2 separate regions of the Mus musculus genome follow, and region 1 is linked to region 2. A link is a loop called in an ENCODE intact Hi-C map of the cell type or tissue named here. Cell type or tissue: left cerebral cortex. All regions are shown on one strand. Each heading gives the region's core, and the rest is flanking DNA. Links, peaks and the distances in the headings are about the cores only. Region 1 overlaps Impg1 (interphotoreceptor matrix proteoglycan 1). Region 2 has its middle 22 kb from the start of Gm35397.

What was found. Peaks named below come from ENCODE experiments on the same cell type or tissue, not always from the same donor. Only the 100,000 strongest peaks of a DNase experiment are listed, where the experiment ranks them.
Region 1: it touches region 2 in a loop (2.6-fold over the local background); 3 of 42 quality-filtered maps call a loop at or near these places.

What each region holds. Positions count from the first base shown.
Region 1 is chr9:80,338,069-80,345,886 of GRCm38, forward strand. Impg1 (interphotoreceptor matrix proteoglycan 1) reads right to left here. Exons shown (of 17, transcript NM_022016.3): 13 at 6,993-7,537; 14 at 3,796-4,015. Among named protein-coding and RNA genes, the nearest start is that of Gm27227, 77 kb to the left of the region's middle. In left cerebral cortex, for the core only: no CTCF peak of the experiment used is centred there; a DNase peak (open chromatin) is centred at 2,984.
Region 2 is chr9:80,940,089-80,947,906 of GRCm38, forward strand. No RefSeq gene overlaps it. Among named protein-coding and RNA genes, the nearest start is that of Gm35397, 22 kb to the right of the region's middle. In left cerebral cortex, for the core only: a CTCF peak has its summit at 3,097 (motif pointing right); a DNase peak (open chromatin) is centred at 3,098.

The DNA.
Region 1 (7,818 bases), core at 1,863-4,362, 600 kb before region 2:
TGTGAATAAGGATGGTGTCTGTGTGTCTGTCAATGTTTTTGTACCTGATTGCTACTTGCTCTTTCCCAATGGCCACCACTTCCGGCGACAGTCTGTACTTCTGTGTCATCTATAGTGCGAGCCTCCACAGCCCTGGCCCTCTGCAGCTCTTGCCAGCTACTCAGTTTTGGCCATCAGCCCACTCATTGGCCAGTTCATCAATGAAGAGAGGTCAGAGGTCTTTGGAGTATGTCTAGTCCTACACTCCCCTGCTCAGGTGGCCGGGTCTCAGTACGCTGAGATTTAAAGAGAATCACAGTCCTCTCCCTCTGGCACTGATCCAAGCCCACAGGAAGTTTCTTGAAGTTTGCTACATAAGAAAATGACCATTAAAAGGTATGTTTGAACTAAAAAGACATATTTTTGATGTCAGTGCAGTTTAAAGATGTCCTTTCTCTACAGTTCCTTTGGCCAGGGACTGTCACACATGGACAGGCCATGCGGGGGTGTAGAGATGCTTATGAGATCAGAGATGATGTTTAAGGCCTGGTGAGCCACTCTAAGGTGTGCTTGCTGGTTCCCTGCGTGCATCTGCCCTTTGTCTGTGGTGAGACTGCCCAGGATCTACAGCTGTGAGCAAGGAAGCTCACTGGCTCAGACCTGGTCCCCTCCCACCCTCCACCCCCCAATCCCTACCCCAGCTCCTCCTGTCTTCTGCAGTATTGTTGATGAGAAGGAAAGTTTTAAGTGTAGTTCAGAGCCAGGGTTTCTCCCTGCACACAAAGCAATTGGAATCTCTTGGATGTGAGTAGTGCACGCACACTTTGATTTACCTAGAAGAAACCACGCTCATTTTCAAAACATTTATAAAGCAGTCTTTATGTTTTTAATCTTCCTGTTTTCAGAGCTTTGGTCTGGAGCACTGCTAATGTTTTAGCAGGCTCACCATAGCTCTTTCCTAAGCAGTTTTTAATATTAATTATTATTTTTTGTTCTTCAATCATTATTTTATTATTTTTTTGTGTGTATTAGAAATAGGTTTTCTATCTCCAGGTATTTAGTAAAGAACAGAGTATGGAAAATTATTCCATCCCAAAGCTCAATGGAACAGTGCAGAGACTTCTGCAAAATCTCTCCCTGTGGACGTTCTGAGTGGTCATTCATTCAGTCAACTCCACAGTTTTCATGCGCGTTTATTGATGGGCCCACTTAGTATGTCTAGTTCTCTGAGGGTTTCTGAGCTGCTCCTACTTAGGGCTAGAGAAAGCTGATAGATCAGTTCCAGGTTTTCCCTCTCTGTCTTTCCCCAGTTGTTCCATCTCTCAAGTTGGGTATGTACCCCACAGCCCACTGGGAAGCCTGGAGGCATGTTTCTTTTAGGTAGCAGAGCATACATTTTGGCTCTAGCGGGAACTGCAGCTGATGTTAGGACCATTTTTAGGTAGCAGAGCATACATTTTGGCTCTAGCGGGAACTGCAGCTGATGTTAGGACCGTCACACCCCTCAGCTGCCTAGAGGAAAGGCTACACACAGCACGCCTGCTTACAGGCTACCACTGAAGACAACCTCAGCTCCAATTACTTCACAAATCCCACACCTTGCTGACTTCTATCACTCTTTGCGGTACCTTGTGGAGGTCATAAATTAATAGTTAAGTTCATGATGACAATGTTGTGATCCTGACTATTAACATTTATTAGGCAACTATAATGTGTCAAATACCACGCTAAAGACTAAAAATTCCCTTTTTATCGATTCTCGTGTTCGTAGCACCACCCCTCCCCACACTGGGATACATGACGCAGTCCTTCATCCCAAACTAGCATCATCTCTATGAGTTTGGCTGTGTCTGTTTGAAAATGATAAGACAGTTGGACTTGTTGGCTGTTGATGGTCCCCCACAGAAGGAAGGACGGGAAGGGTCATGGGAGGACTGTCACCTCAGTGTCAAGCCATCCCTACCAACCAACTGCATGAAGTTCTTCCCTAATTGCATGTGACCTCAGGTAGGGCCTAGAGTAGATAGGTTGGGAAAGACTTGGGAGAGGGCTCCATCTACTTGGCCATAGGGGAGTCATCATGCATTCTGGGCACAGATCTTGCACTGTGGCTACTTTAATGACACTCATGACCCCACCCACAACCTTTACCCATTGCTCTGTAAGTGAGCCTGACAAACTCAATGGTTCGAATGCTGGTGGGTGAGACCCTCAGTTTGGTTTTGGGACCTTAGGAGAAGGAGTTTTAACAACAACATTTCACTATGGAAACTGAGCGCCTAGGATGCACATTCAGGATCGGATGGTCCAGGCTGGGGCTAAGTATCGGCTCTGGCATAGTCACGGCATGGCACTTTTCTAAGGCACTCATCGAGTGGTTACTAATGCTGAAACTCCTGTCCTCAGAGGCATACACCTAGGCTCTCTCCAGCCTGCACATTCCATGGACAGCCTTTATATTAAGTGGGCTTCTAAGGACTACCAGCTGACTGAGGGATGGAGGAAGGCAGTGGTCCGGGCTCCCACTTCTCCCGTGCTCCATAGTTCTCCCGTCTCTTCCCTGTTAGTTTTATCATCTGACTGCAAAGAACAGCCTCAGCCCTGGGTACTTTCTGTGGAGGAAGGCGGTCAGTCTTTCCCTGCCATTTAGGTTGTCTTTGCTTGCTTGGGGAGTGGGGGGCGTCTAAAAGTCTTCCTTGGGCTGGTCCTGTTTGGAGGTAACTATTTCTCTGCTCGGTGCCCAAGGCTGTGCTGTCCTTTTTAATGATGCTGTTTACCAAGGTACTGAGGCAATTTTTGTAGGATTGCTCCAATGCTTGCTCTGTCAAAGATAAATGTTTCCTACTGAGCATTTTTTTTTACTTGTATTTTTGCCCAAGGCCTTTTCCCTCTGTCTTGGTAGTTAGTCCACAGAGAGCCAGAGAGAGCTTTAAAAGATCTCCTTCACTAATTCATAGCCAATTAGGAAAACTTTGGTTTGAATCTGACTGGAAGGTTGCGTTGGCAGTGGGACAGAACCCTTCTGTCTTGCACTCCAGGGGATTAAAAACCTTCCTGCAGTTAGTTAGAAAACAATTTTGTAGTGCATGGTTGAAACAGTCCCCAGTTCAGCCTTGGCCCATGACAGTGGTACACTGCTTTGTTGCTGGAACAAGTGTTTGCTTTGTGTTATAGAGTTTCTGGCTATCTCTTTGTTTTATACACATGGGTGATATGCTGGGGTGTACAATTGAGAACCAACAGTATTTTCTTTGGTGATTTCTTCATGTTTGAATTTTTCTTTTTTTCTTTTCTCTCTTTTCTTTTTTCTTTTTTCCTCCCTCTCCCCCTCCCCCTTCCTCTCCCCCTTCTTCTTCTTTTGCCTCCTCAGGGTTTGGTCTCAGTGTCATCCTGAATTTTGTTAGGAAAAGACTATTCTGATAGTTTACTGCAACCACCGGCTTCTGGAAGATCGCTGCAGCGTCTTTTAGAAAATGCCTTTGAATTTTAGCAGAATGTAAACTAGCTTGGTTTGGGGCCATATTTCAAAAAAAATTTTTTTTTAGCACAACAAAAGTTTAGTCTTGAGAAAACTGAGGTTCTCCGACTGTGTGGTTAGAGGTGCGAGGCGCCCTTACTGTTTGCTTTTCAATGTCGGAAAACTTGAGCCTGCAGTTTGAAGACCCTCCTTCCTTAATCAGGAAGTTTGTCGCTTCTAAAAGGTTGCCTTGTTAAGTCCAATACAATTTCAGTGTTTGACAGTTGAAAACAGAAGAGCTTGAAAGCAGAACAGAAAGAATCAAAAGTTCCCCAACTTTCATGGCCGGCTTTACCTACCTGGTTCAATGTCGAGGGAGTAGCTTTCGATTTCCAGATTGAGCCCTTGAGCTGCGGTGGACCGAAGATCCTCCAAGACCCCGCGCACGGCCTGGGTGAGGTTGTAGGGTACCGCCTTTGCAAACCGCACTTTGCTGTTCACGATCACACTTCCGTTTCTGAAGCTGAGTATTTCCAGTTGCTTAAATCCCGTAAGATTCGATCGTAGATAGGGAACCAGCTGCGAAAGAATAAAATGGTTTATTCCTAGCTTGGCCACTGCTGGACCACTTTATGCTTCCTTTTCATGATGTGTGACCTACATTTCACTTCTTCATTGTTGTTTTTGTGGTTGGATGTTAAACCAGCACACCACAACCTAATGATCTATTTAAAGTAATGATGTTCCTATTTCTACCTTTATGCCTGCATTGAGATAGATGGACAGGGATTTTCTTCACACCTTTTGAGAACAGATGCCAAAACAAAACAAAAAGAAACAAAAAAGTAAACCAATGCTGTCAGCCAAATAATGCCAGGTTACTATTTTTTTTTAAGTGACTACTCTAAATTGAGCCTAGGAGCCAACCAACCTATGTCTTTGTAAATGGTAGTCAATTTGAAATGACCCACTGAGATAAAAAACCACGAGAACCCACTGTGTCTTTCTGTCAGTGCAGTAAATCTTCATGGCATGCAGGAGGGAGGGAAGTGAAAATCACAACATTTGGGTGGGGGTTGCTGATGCTGGTCCCACCTAGCTGGACAGCCTTCACTGAGCAATACAGTAGCTGTGTCGGACCTCATGCTTGCCTGAGCTGAGTGAGAGAGAGTGAGCACAGGTGGCTTCCTGGGGGTTCTTTTTCAAATGTGATTTAATAATCTCAAAAGCGTTCTCAGGGCTTCTCGTGTGTACACACGTGTCTTTTGTGAGCCACAGCCATTTTGAAGGTCAGTTTCCCCGAACTCTTGAAACCTCATTTTCTGACTCTAGAAGTGTTCCTGATTGGCAGCTGTGTGAGTACAGAAGGCAGGAAGGTTCAAGCAGCGAGCTTCCAGACCTACCTCAGTGCCACACACTCTTCCTGTCTCTGCCCCACTAGAATTTTGATTCTGTTCTTGCTTCACGAGGTATGCTGGCTAGTCAAGTGAATTGGGTAAAAGCTAGAATTTCCTGGAATAGGGAATCCTCAATTGAGAAATTACCCCCCATAGGATGGGTCTATGGAGCTGTCTGTGTCATTCATTTCAACTAATGATTGATGTGGCAGGGCCTAGCCCACTGTGGGTTTTACCACCTCTGGGAAGGTGGTCCTAGGTTATACAAGAAAGCAGGCTGAATAAGTCATGAGGAGCAATCCTGTAAGCAACATTCCCTAGTGGCTTCTGCATCAAACTCCTGTCTTAAGTTCCTGCCTTGGAGAGAGATTAGAACCTGCAAGGTGAACTAGTTCCATCCCGAGTTGACTTTGGCAATGGTATTTATTATAACAGAGAAGCAAAGTAGAATGGCATTATCTTGAAAACAGAATGAAACTTTATACCAGGATTGGGAATCTGTTTCTTGTGTTCGGTCTGGATTTGTTCTACTGCTCCGCTGACCTCATTCTTAAGCTAGCTCTGCTTTAGCCTTGGGTAGGAGTTTTTGGTTTTCACCCTGTGTTCCTACAATTAGCAGCCTTGTCTCCCAAATTATTTCCCAGAATGCAATGGATTCATTAGTGAAGATATTTTTTTCCAGTCTTCATGAAACCAAGCCTGGTCATGTGGCCAGCTCCATCACTACAAAGTGTGCAGGGGTTGCTGCTGCTCCTTTGCCATGTGTTGACAATCTGCTCTCCCTGGCTTGTTCTCTTCTCTCATCTCACCAGTGAAAACAGAATGTATCAACCACTCAGCCTTTGTCTTGCAGAGGAGGAAACCTTCTTAGGGTGGCACAGCCACCTGTGGAATGAATGTGGGTCTCCAGGAGGCCATGAGAACACAGGCTTCCCACCTATCAAGAAGAAATAAACTTGACTCTAATGTCACTGTTCTTAATGCCCTTGTTATGGCAGCATGTGACAAACCTTAAGGAAGCCACCGGGGTGAGGCTTACTGTGACACTATTCCCTAAGATGGTCTCAATCCTCACCCCATAGAGTGTGTGTGTGTGTGTGTGTGTGTGTGTGTGCAGAGGAAAGAGTCTTATTTGAAAAAATGTTCAAGCCATATGATATATTAACTTACACAAAACCTATAGATTTTCTGATATTGTCAGGAATTGTGTGTAAGATATGCATTGTGCATTTTATTTAATCAGGCATGATTGTTAAAGCCACCACCGGGTTCAGTCTTTATTACCACACATGTATTTCTTATTATACATGTAGGAACAAAATTAAGATATGAGTTTGGGGATGCCTGCTATCAAAATGCATCCAGTGAACATCTTCTCACTCTTTATGCCAAGGATCAGAGATGCCATATAGCCATTTACAGCAACCTAAAAGAGCCTTTATTTCTGAACTCCCCTCCTCCTTCATGCTGGACAGCTTGGCTCTGTGCGCTTTCTTATGCTACTGTTAGACTCCAAGCTCAGGGCTTCTGACTTGGACTATAGCACTTCTGTATCAAATTTGGAAAAAAAATTAGGGAGAATCAACCCTAATGGGTAGAATTTAAGGGTAAATTTGTCACTGCAGGATTACACACATCCCCTCCCCCTGCGGCCAGACAAGAGGAAGAGGATCCACAGGCAGGCAACAGAATTGGGGTGGATCCCCTCTGCAGTTGGGGTGGAGGGGATGTGCATGCACCAGGGGTAGGTTGTTGGAGGGGCTTTCCCTTCACAGAGGAGAAGGGAAAAGAGGAGAGAGGAAAGACTGTGAAAAGGAGAACTTAGGGGCTGAACCTGCGGTTGGGATGTAAAGTGAATAAAACGAAAGTAAATAAGTGAAAAAAAAAAAAAAAAAAAAAAAAAAAAAAAAAAAAAAGAAAGAGGACAAACTTGTTCCTCTGACTGCCCACCTTAGAATTCATTTCCTTGGTTGGAATCAGATCACCTCCGAGCGCTATAAAAATGCCTTCAGCAACAGTGTGTTTGGCAGCTTCAAATGCTCATCTCCTCCTACCCTGCCTTGCTCAGGATGAGCAACGATCCTAATGTAGCCCTAAAGCGACAGCAAAAGGAACAAGGAGGCCCAGCAAGTGGAGAGAGCCAAGCCATGGCCACTCACCAGGTCTGTGAATCGTTGTTCCAGGGCTTGATACTCCAGAGAACTCTTGTTGAACAGGTCATAGGAGAACGGCATGTTAGCAACACGCAGGCTGAAGAATACCACTAGCTCCTGGCCCTTGGTGGCAATGGTCTCGGAGCTGGTGGTGATGAACCGTACTGTTGGGATGGGTGTGGTCATCTCCAAGAACTGACCCGAGGCAGAATCGTATCCACTCAGTTCTGATATTTCTGACAAGGCTGGCGTGTCAGACACATCCATGCCATCTAGGTCTCGGATTGTGTCATGGCTGCTTGTGATCAGCTCTCTGTCACTGGAGGATGCAGGCCAATGTGACGATTCCAGAGGCAATTGGCGGATGGTAGAATAATCGATAGTGGGGAGAGTGGGCTTGGGGATGAGTGCTGTTGGGCCAGTGGTCATCAAGGGAGGGGGGCTTTGAGCATCTAGAGAGAAGATGCTAGGTGTAAACGAAGGTAGATTTTCTGATCGGGAAATTGAGGCTGATACAGGTGGAGACCAAGAACTGTCTTTGGAGGACATTCCTGATGCCATTTTATGTCCAATTATTTCCACCCAAACGAGAAAACGAAAACACAAAGTTAATCAACCTTAAGGAAAGATACCACATTTACATTGAAAAATTCAATCTTTTTTTTTTTTTGACTCGGCTTAATAGATACCCTTAATAGATACCCTCTTTATTACTAGTAGGCCAACAAAAATACAGGCTAGGGTAGTTAACATAGATGAAAAGGAATTTGTTATTAGATATTTTCTTTATTTACATTTCAAATGCTATCCCAAAAGTTCCCTATACCTTCCC
Region 2 (7,818 bases), core at 1,830-4,329:
TGTTCCATTCCAACAATGATTTCAGACTTATCGAATTCAGATGAGCATGAAAGAACGCCCTTAGGAAGAGCAATTTTACCATAAATATGACTAAAATGAGGCTCATCCACAAAACATCTGACTTGTCCTTAACTTGCCTTTATGTCTGTTCACTTATGTCTGTCCCCACTGCTGTGCTCTGAATGTCTGTGCCTCCTGAATTCCAATTTTGAAAACTAATCATTAATATAAGTGTATTACAAAGAGGGACCTTGGAAGGAAATAAAATCATAAAAATTCATTATTTGCCTTAATTTTTGTCCCATTAGAAAATAGAACACAGATAACTTATTCCTTTTACCATGTTAGGCCTTAGAAGTATCTAATAAGGAACCAGAAAAATCCTTCTGAACTTGGCCACAGTTTGGTTTTTGAATTTCCCAATCATTGAAGCTATGTGAAACATATTTTTCTACAGTATTCTGAAAAGTATAAAATAAAAGAACACGATGAAGGAAGGGGACTTGTATTTGGGCCAGTGCTATGTAACCAGGGAAAGCTTTACAGGTGACATTGACAATGATACCTAGATACCTTGGGAAAAAAAACCAAAATCATATCCAAGTATAGCAGTAGCAGCAGCAGCAGCAGCAGCAGCAGCAGCAGCAGCAGCAGCAGCAGCAGCAGCAACAACAACAACAAAACAATAGAAAAAAATAAAGTTTCCCAAACTGGTGATGAATAAAAACCATGGAAAATAGAGAATAAAATGCACACACAGTGGAGAGTGAGAAAGATTGATGGGGGTTAATCTTATTCGGACCCTCATACCATACATGGCTAGGGATTGGGGGGTTACTTTATTTACAAAACAAAACTACATGTGATTTAAAGCTAGGCAAGATATGCTTTCTGTTTTCCAAAGGGGCTTTGCTTCTGAGGTAAGTAGGACTGTAGGAGGCAGGAGATCAAGCACAAAGACCACCTGGAGGCACAGACTGTAATCCTGCAGCTTTATCTTTGCTTTGGAGAGGCCATGGGGTCCTGCAATCCAGGCGTGTCTTGGAAAAAGAAAAATTCCGTTTCATGGAGAGTTAGTGAAAGGGGATTAGAGAGCTGAGTGATGAATGACAGGTATTAAGGGAGAATTCTGGAATTTTTACCCCAGAAATGAGCAAGAGAAAGCCCTAGGGTGAGAAGCTAGGTCAGGGAGGCACACAATATTTGTGTAATGCTAGTGATATCTATAGAATGTAGAGATTTCAACAGGGCAACTTAATCTTGCTGTGGTTTGAATCTTAAATGTTCACCCAACAGCCAATATGCTGAAGGTTTAGTCACCAGTTTATGGGGCTATTAGCAGGTGCTAAAACTGTTAGTGGATGCCATCTAGTAGAAGGAAGGTAGGTCACTGAAGGCAAAAATATAGGGACACTATTCCCTTTGTCTCCGACTGCTTGCTTGCTAGCAGCCACTAAGTGAGCAGAATTGTTCCACTGTGCACCTACTCCTGCAATGATGTTCTGCTTTGCGATGAACTAAGCTGTTTAAAACCACAGCCTATGTGTGAAAATGGGAACAGAAAGTTTCAGAAGCCATGTGGCCAAATGAGCTGTGTAAGGTACCCAGTGCCACCATGGAGATAAAAAGATCAAAGGTTAAGGCTAATGGAGCAGAGAGCAAGCAGAGAAAGCAGACTAACCTTTCCCCATTAAAAAGGGTGGCATATATCCATGGGAACACTAGTTATTAACTAGGAGACAGGACCACAGACCTTTGACATATTTTTCTCTAAAGGAAAGGTATGCAATATGTTTTTAGTGTGGTTTGAGCTATGGGCATCTAAGGTATCTGGTATGTGGTTAATTTAATGGATAGATACTTGCACACTGTTATGGGCTATAAAGTATCCTTCAAAAATAAATATGTTTGAATCCTACCCTCGATGTAAGGCAGTATCTAATGATATCCAGAAAAAGGGATTTTTAGAGAGGTAATTGGGTTAGAATGTGCTATCCAGTGTGCTTGCTATCCTCATCTGAAGTAGAACACGGATGTGTGGGCTCAGAGGGGAAAGTCACCATGAGGATGTAGTGAGAAGGTAGCCATCTAAAAGCCAGGGAGCAGGAGCTCAGTAGGATACAAACCTGCTGACTTGAGGAGCTTGGGCTATCAGTCCCTACAACTGGAAATTTAAATTTTGTTGAAGAAATTGCCTGTCTTTGGTATTTCCAAAACATTCCACACACACTATGATATGCATTCCATCTTCAATTTTGTGTAAAATCTGTAACCAACTGTTCATTTAAAAATGTCAGATTTTTATTAGTTCAGTTATAATTTGAGACAGTCTTAAAATGACAAAGATGAAGTAGACATTTCTTATAATGAGAAATTCTGCACTGGGCTTGAGGACTATTTGGCTATTCCTTGGTGTCAGAAGCCCAGGTTGATGGTACCATTTTGTTTTGCTACCTACCTTTGGGATTTTATTTATGTCGTTCAAAAGATGACCAGAGAACTGGGCATACTGCTGCTCATATTTTAGCTAGACCTTAGTCACATAGCCATACTTCTCTTGAGGGAAAACAGACCAATGATAAAACCACTTGAAAATAGAGATTCCAGTAATGGAGAGAAGAGGAAGGTTATTTTCCAGAAAAGCTTTATATATAGCGCACATTAAATATATTAAATCAATATGCCACCTTGATTTTTATCTTATTACTATCATATTGGAACTTCTAAAAATCCATAAAGTTTCTAATGGCTAAGATTATTTATCCTATATTTTTTATTTTCTTTTCCTTACTTACTCAATAATGGCATCGTAGAAAAAACAGTAAGGCAGTTTTGTTACTTTACTTGTAAAATTAAAATACACGATGAGATAATTCCCTTCTCCCTTTCATGATACAGTCTCTGTGCATCATGCCATACAATGTATGTATTCATTTCTGTATCAGTAACCGAAATCAGGTCTGTAAGTGTAGCTACTATGTATATAGTTTGCTCTGTGTTGGTATGTAATATCATGCAATCCCTAACAACTCTTTTTGTAAGAAAACAATCAGATGTTATGTTGTGACAGTTTCAGGTTTGGTCATACAAATTCAACCACAAGGTGGCAGCAGGGGAGAAAATGCTCTATATTCTCAAGATTAAAGAAAAAAAAGGCCTGTTTAGAGAAATGGCTCACATTTCTAACACTTTTCATCCCTTAATTTCACACATACATTTTCTATATCCTTATAAAGAAAGAATGACAGTAGTGTTGATTCGTGTGCACTTAAATTTTAAAACAAAGAAAATGAAAACCTCTTACTTTTGGGTAGTTTTTAATACCAAATTGAGAATCTCAATATTTCAAAATAAGAACAAAGTATAAGCTGATATTTATAAAGTCATGGAAAACTCAAATTTAGAGTTTCCAAATATCCTCACTTCTCATATGGATGTTTAGCAGCATCAGTCTATATCTTGTTCTTTGCAAATATTATAATTTTGAAACAAGTTGTGAATTGAGTTATTATTTTGCCTGAGTTGGAATGATTTTTCTAACTATGAATTAATGTTAGTCATGTTTCATAGATCATAGTAACAAAATAGGTTTTCTTTCAGAGATTAAAACCGTGTTATAGTTAGGACCAACAGTCAAAAAGCAAATCTTTTCTCTACTGTTGGGGGGATGTAAGCAGTCTCAGGAAATGGATGACCAAATAGCAATAACTGTGAGACATCCGTAAACAGCAATTTTCTGTGTTAAACTTTCCATTATAGAAATAAAGATTGAAAACTAAGGTGTGCTGTGTCTTTGACAATCACATGCAGTCAAAATACGAAAACGCTGATTTTACTGATCATAAAGGTTGCTCATGAGTGGTGAAGAGGGAGCTCATTTGCCACCACAGCTCTTCCTTTCCACTGTCAGAGGCATGAGTCCTCGCTGGGTCAGAACTGACTTTGTGATTACCCAGTATATCTCCATGTGGGTGAACACCCTCACTCCCTGTTCCCATATGCCCTGGCCTTGGATGCTAAGCTCTGAACCACAAGTGATGCTTTTTTGTTTGATAAAAGAGTCTCTTAGGAACTGCAGTCCAGTCAAGCAACCAGGATTTCCCTGAAGTGTGTGCTCTATGATTATGCTATCTGACCAAACTGGTGGTCACTCTCATGTATTATTATAAACATGCTTTCTGTTCATGACAATCCTGCTTCTGCTGGCACAAGAATTCTTTCTGTCATCTCTCTGTAAGTGGTTTCTCATTCCTTGTTAAAAGGGACATCTAAAACCATTATTTTGAAGTGCTTCTGGTTCTGAGAGCCATCACTTCTTTATGGTGGTTGTTTTCAGTATGAGTGAAAGATTATGCATCTCTTTGTAGACATCTTGCTGCGGAACTAATTTTAGTAGGTCCTAGAGAAACTCATTTCTCCAATCTCACATTCCTAAGTCATATCTGTTAGAGAGAAAAACTAGCGCCTAGACTTGAGAAGCTTCGCTATCAAAGCTCTCCTGTGAATGCCAAACATTAAGTTCCTCACTTTTTGTTTGTTTCCTTGGTTTTGTTCTTTTGTAGTTTCTATTCTTTAGTTTCCCTAATGATCATAATTTATTCGGCAGCCAAATAATCCAAGGGCAACATTTTTTTTTTCATTCTGTTTGACATCTCCATCCAGTAGACTATTTAGTAAACTTTAATGGAAAATGTGCCTACCGTGCTTTAGTTACTCATTATTTTATAACACACCACCTAGAGTGGCCTTTCCTAGGTCAGCTTATCAAAGTTTAACTATATTCTCCACATTGTTCTGGATGGATCCTTGTTATAAAGGGTATTTACTTGAGATTGGGGTAGAATGAAGGACAGCCACTCGGTGTTGGCCAGGTTGGTGTCAGGGACTCCATACAGATGACTGATTGGTATACCCTCTGTCTCATCCTCATCTGTTGTTTGCATGACAGCAAAGCTCAGATATCAGCTCCGTGACAGAGGTCATCATGCTCTATATCCTACACACATGTAGATGCATGAAAATATGAGTTACTGAAGTAGATTCCAGGCTATCCTTGTAAAATTTTCATTCTGATTCCTGTTTTTCTTGATTCCCTTTCTTTTTCGTGTCTGCTTTATCAAAACTGTATATATTTGTCATTAAAGCCATTTGTCCTTCTCAAGTGCCTGCCCTATTATCTTGAGGCTGTTTAGCCCATGTGCAGAAGCAATAATCATGTATGAAAACTAAGCTCTCACAATCCAAACATCATATTAAATCCATTATTTTATATAATTTTAACAGCATTTATTTTTATTTCATTTTTTATTAGATATTTTCTTCATTTACATTTTAAATGCTATCCCAAAAGTCCCCTATACCCTCCCCTCGCCCTGCTCCCCAACCTACCCACTCCCACTTCTTGGCCCTGGCATTCCCCTGTACTGGGGCACATGATCTTCACAAGACTAAGGGCCTTTCCTCCCATTGATGGCCGACTAGGCCATCCTCTGCTACATATGCACCTAGAGACACAGTTCTAGGGGGTACTGTTAAGTTCATCTTGTTGTTCCTCCTATAGGGTTGCCGATCCCTTTAGCTCCTTCGGTATTTTCTCTAACTCCTTCTTTAGGGGCTCTGTGTTCCATCATTTCTTTTTTATTGAATACTGACCAGGAAGTGAACCGATGCAACAAAAGATTCCAGAGAGAATGAACATTGACTCTGAGATCTCTGGCTTATTTTTTGAATATCTGTAATTAGTTTTCTGACTTTTCCAGACTTCAACACATACATGGCATTTTACTTTTGGTGAAGGTAATAGTAGATGACATGGCATGTAATGGAACAGTGCACTACTCAGTGGCCATATTTATAAATTTAAATTAAATATATATGTCTATTTTATGTTAAATTTAGGATGTTAACTAAGAATTAAGAGGGGTTATGATGATTAAAAAGAGGTTATTGATTATATTTTGATGAAGCTGACCTCTTTGAACATTTTTTTTTTTATTCTTCCTTTGCTATAAAAGAGATCATTTCTTTCCTGAGACAGGTCGTGCAAGAAATTTCTCCAACTGACCTACTCTCATTGTTTCATGTTTATTTTTAACTCATTTTAACATACAATAACCATAGAAAATAATGAGTCTCATTATGATAGTCTCATATATGTACATAATTGACTTTGATCATAGTCCCCAAATTAATTTTGTATATTCCTCCACTACTGATTTTCTTTGTCCTCATTGGCTCTTCTTTCAATATATAAATATAAATCAAATATAAATAGAACAATTTTAAATATAAATATATATAAGTATAACAAATATAAAGACAAATATGAATAATATAAAGATACACACACACACACACAAACAAGTAAATGAAAACTGTAAATTTGAGTTTCTCATTGCTTTTAAACCTATACGTAGGCTTCAGTCTCAATGAGTTTCAGAGGATGATGGTGAAAATAGACAAACATATATACACACACATGCACATGCAAACCTCTACTTTTTAATTTACTTATATACATTTCATGAAAACAAATGTGAGAACTATTCTAAGTGTACATATTTAAAGGGAACTGCAGAGATGGTTCAATGGAGAGAGCTTTGTTGCTTTTCTTCAGGATGCAGGTTCAGTTCCTATCACTCACATGGCTGCTTGCAGTCATCTGTAAGTCTACCTCCAGAGTTCCAGAACCTTCTTCTGACTCCCACAGGCACCAGGCATGAACACATGGGCAAAATGCTCATACAGATAAATGAAATGAATAAATCTAAAACTAAAATTTAACTTAAAAATCAAGGTTGAAGGAAAATTAAATTGGATGTTGACAACTTTATTGAAACTGTTTCACCAGGCATGCTAAAATATAATTTTATTGCTAATTTAAGGAACTTGGAATTGCTCTTAGACTTGATGCAATTGCTGGATTTTGAAACATGGATTTGTTGGTGTCTATAATAAACAGCTCAAAGGGCTGGACTTCCTTGTGATGCTGGATAAAGTGATATCCAAAAGCGTAAGAACATTGTGATGATATATGGAATTAATCTTTCATGATAGGCATTTTTGATTTTTTGTTTGTTTGCTTGTTTCTTCGTACGTTGTTCCCTCAGACAGGGTGCATTCTTTTCTAAGCTTCTGGGAAATATATTCTGTAGTGTCAAACTTCATGAAGATTTCTTCAATGTACATAAGCATGCAATGAGAAATACACCAGTAACTAGAATGGACAAATCGTCAGACATCTTCACCTCTGATTGACTGTATTCTCTGTAGAAGAACAGGTGGGCAGCCAATCAAACTCTTCAGTGATTTGTATGTACAAAAGCCATCCTGGATCTGGTGTTCAGAAACACAGGTCTTTAGCTAATTTTCACATTGATCAAATGTCCATTCTGAGAGATAATTAATGAACCCCCTCACTGAAGGATAAGCCATTTCCTCTTGATGGACAAAAAAAGATGTAGGGTCTGTGTAAAATGCTGTATAAACCAATAGACAAAGATGACGGCAACATTACTTATAAAAGATAGAGATGTTCACAACTCATAGTACCAGCAGTATCACATGGGGATGGCCCTATTCCCTGATTACAGAAGAGAGTGCTTCAGTACAATATGATGTACTGGGCAGGATCAGTACTGTAGCAGCTTTGTGTAGTATTAACTATGACATGCTAAGGTGAAGAAAAATATATTTAATGTAGTAAAAAAAAATCACACACTTGATTTTGTGCTTCATTTCACCTGAGATGTAGGGTAGCTAGAAATGTACATATAATTTATGATCGATAGGTAATTGTTTTGCTCACTGCTACCCAGA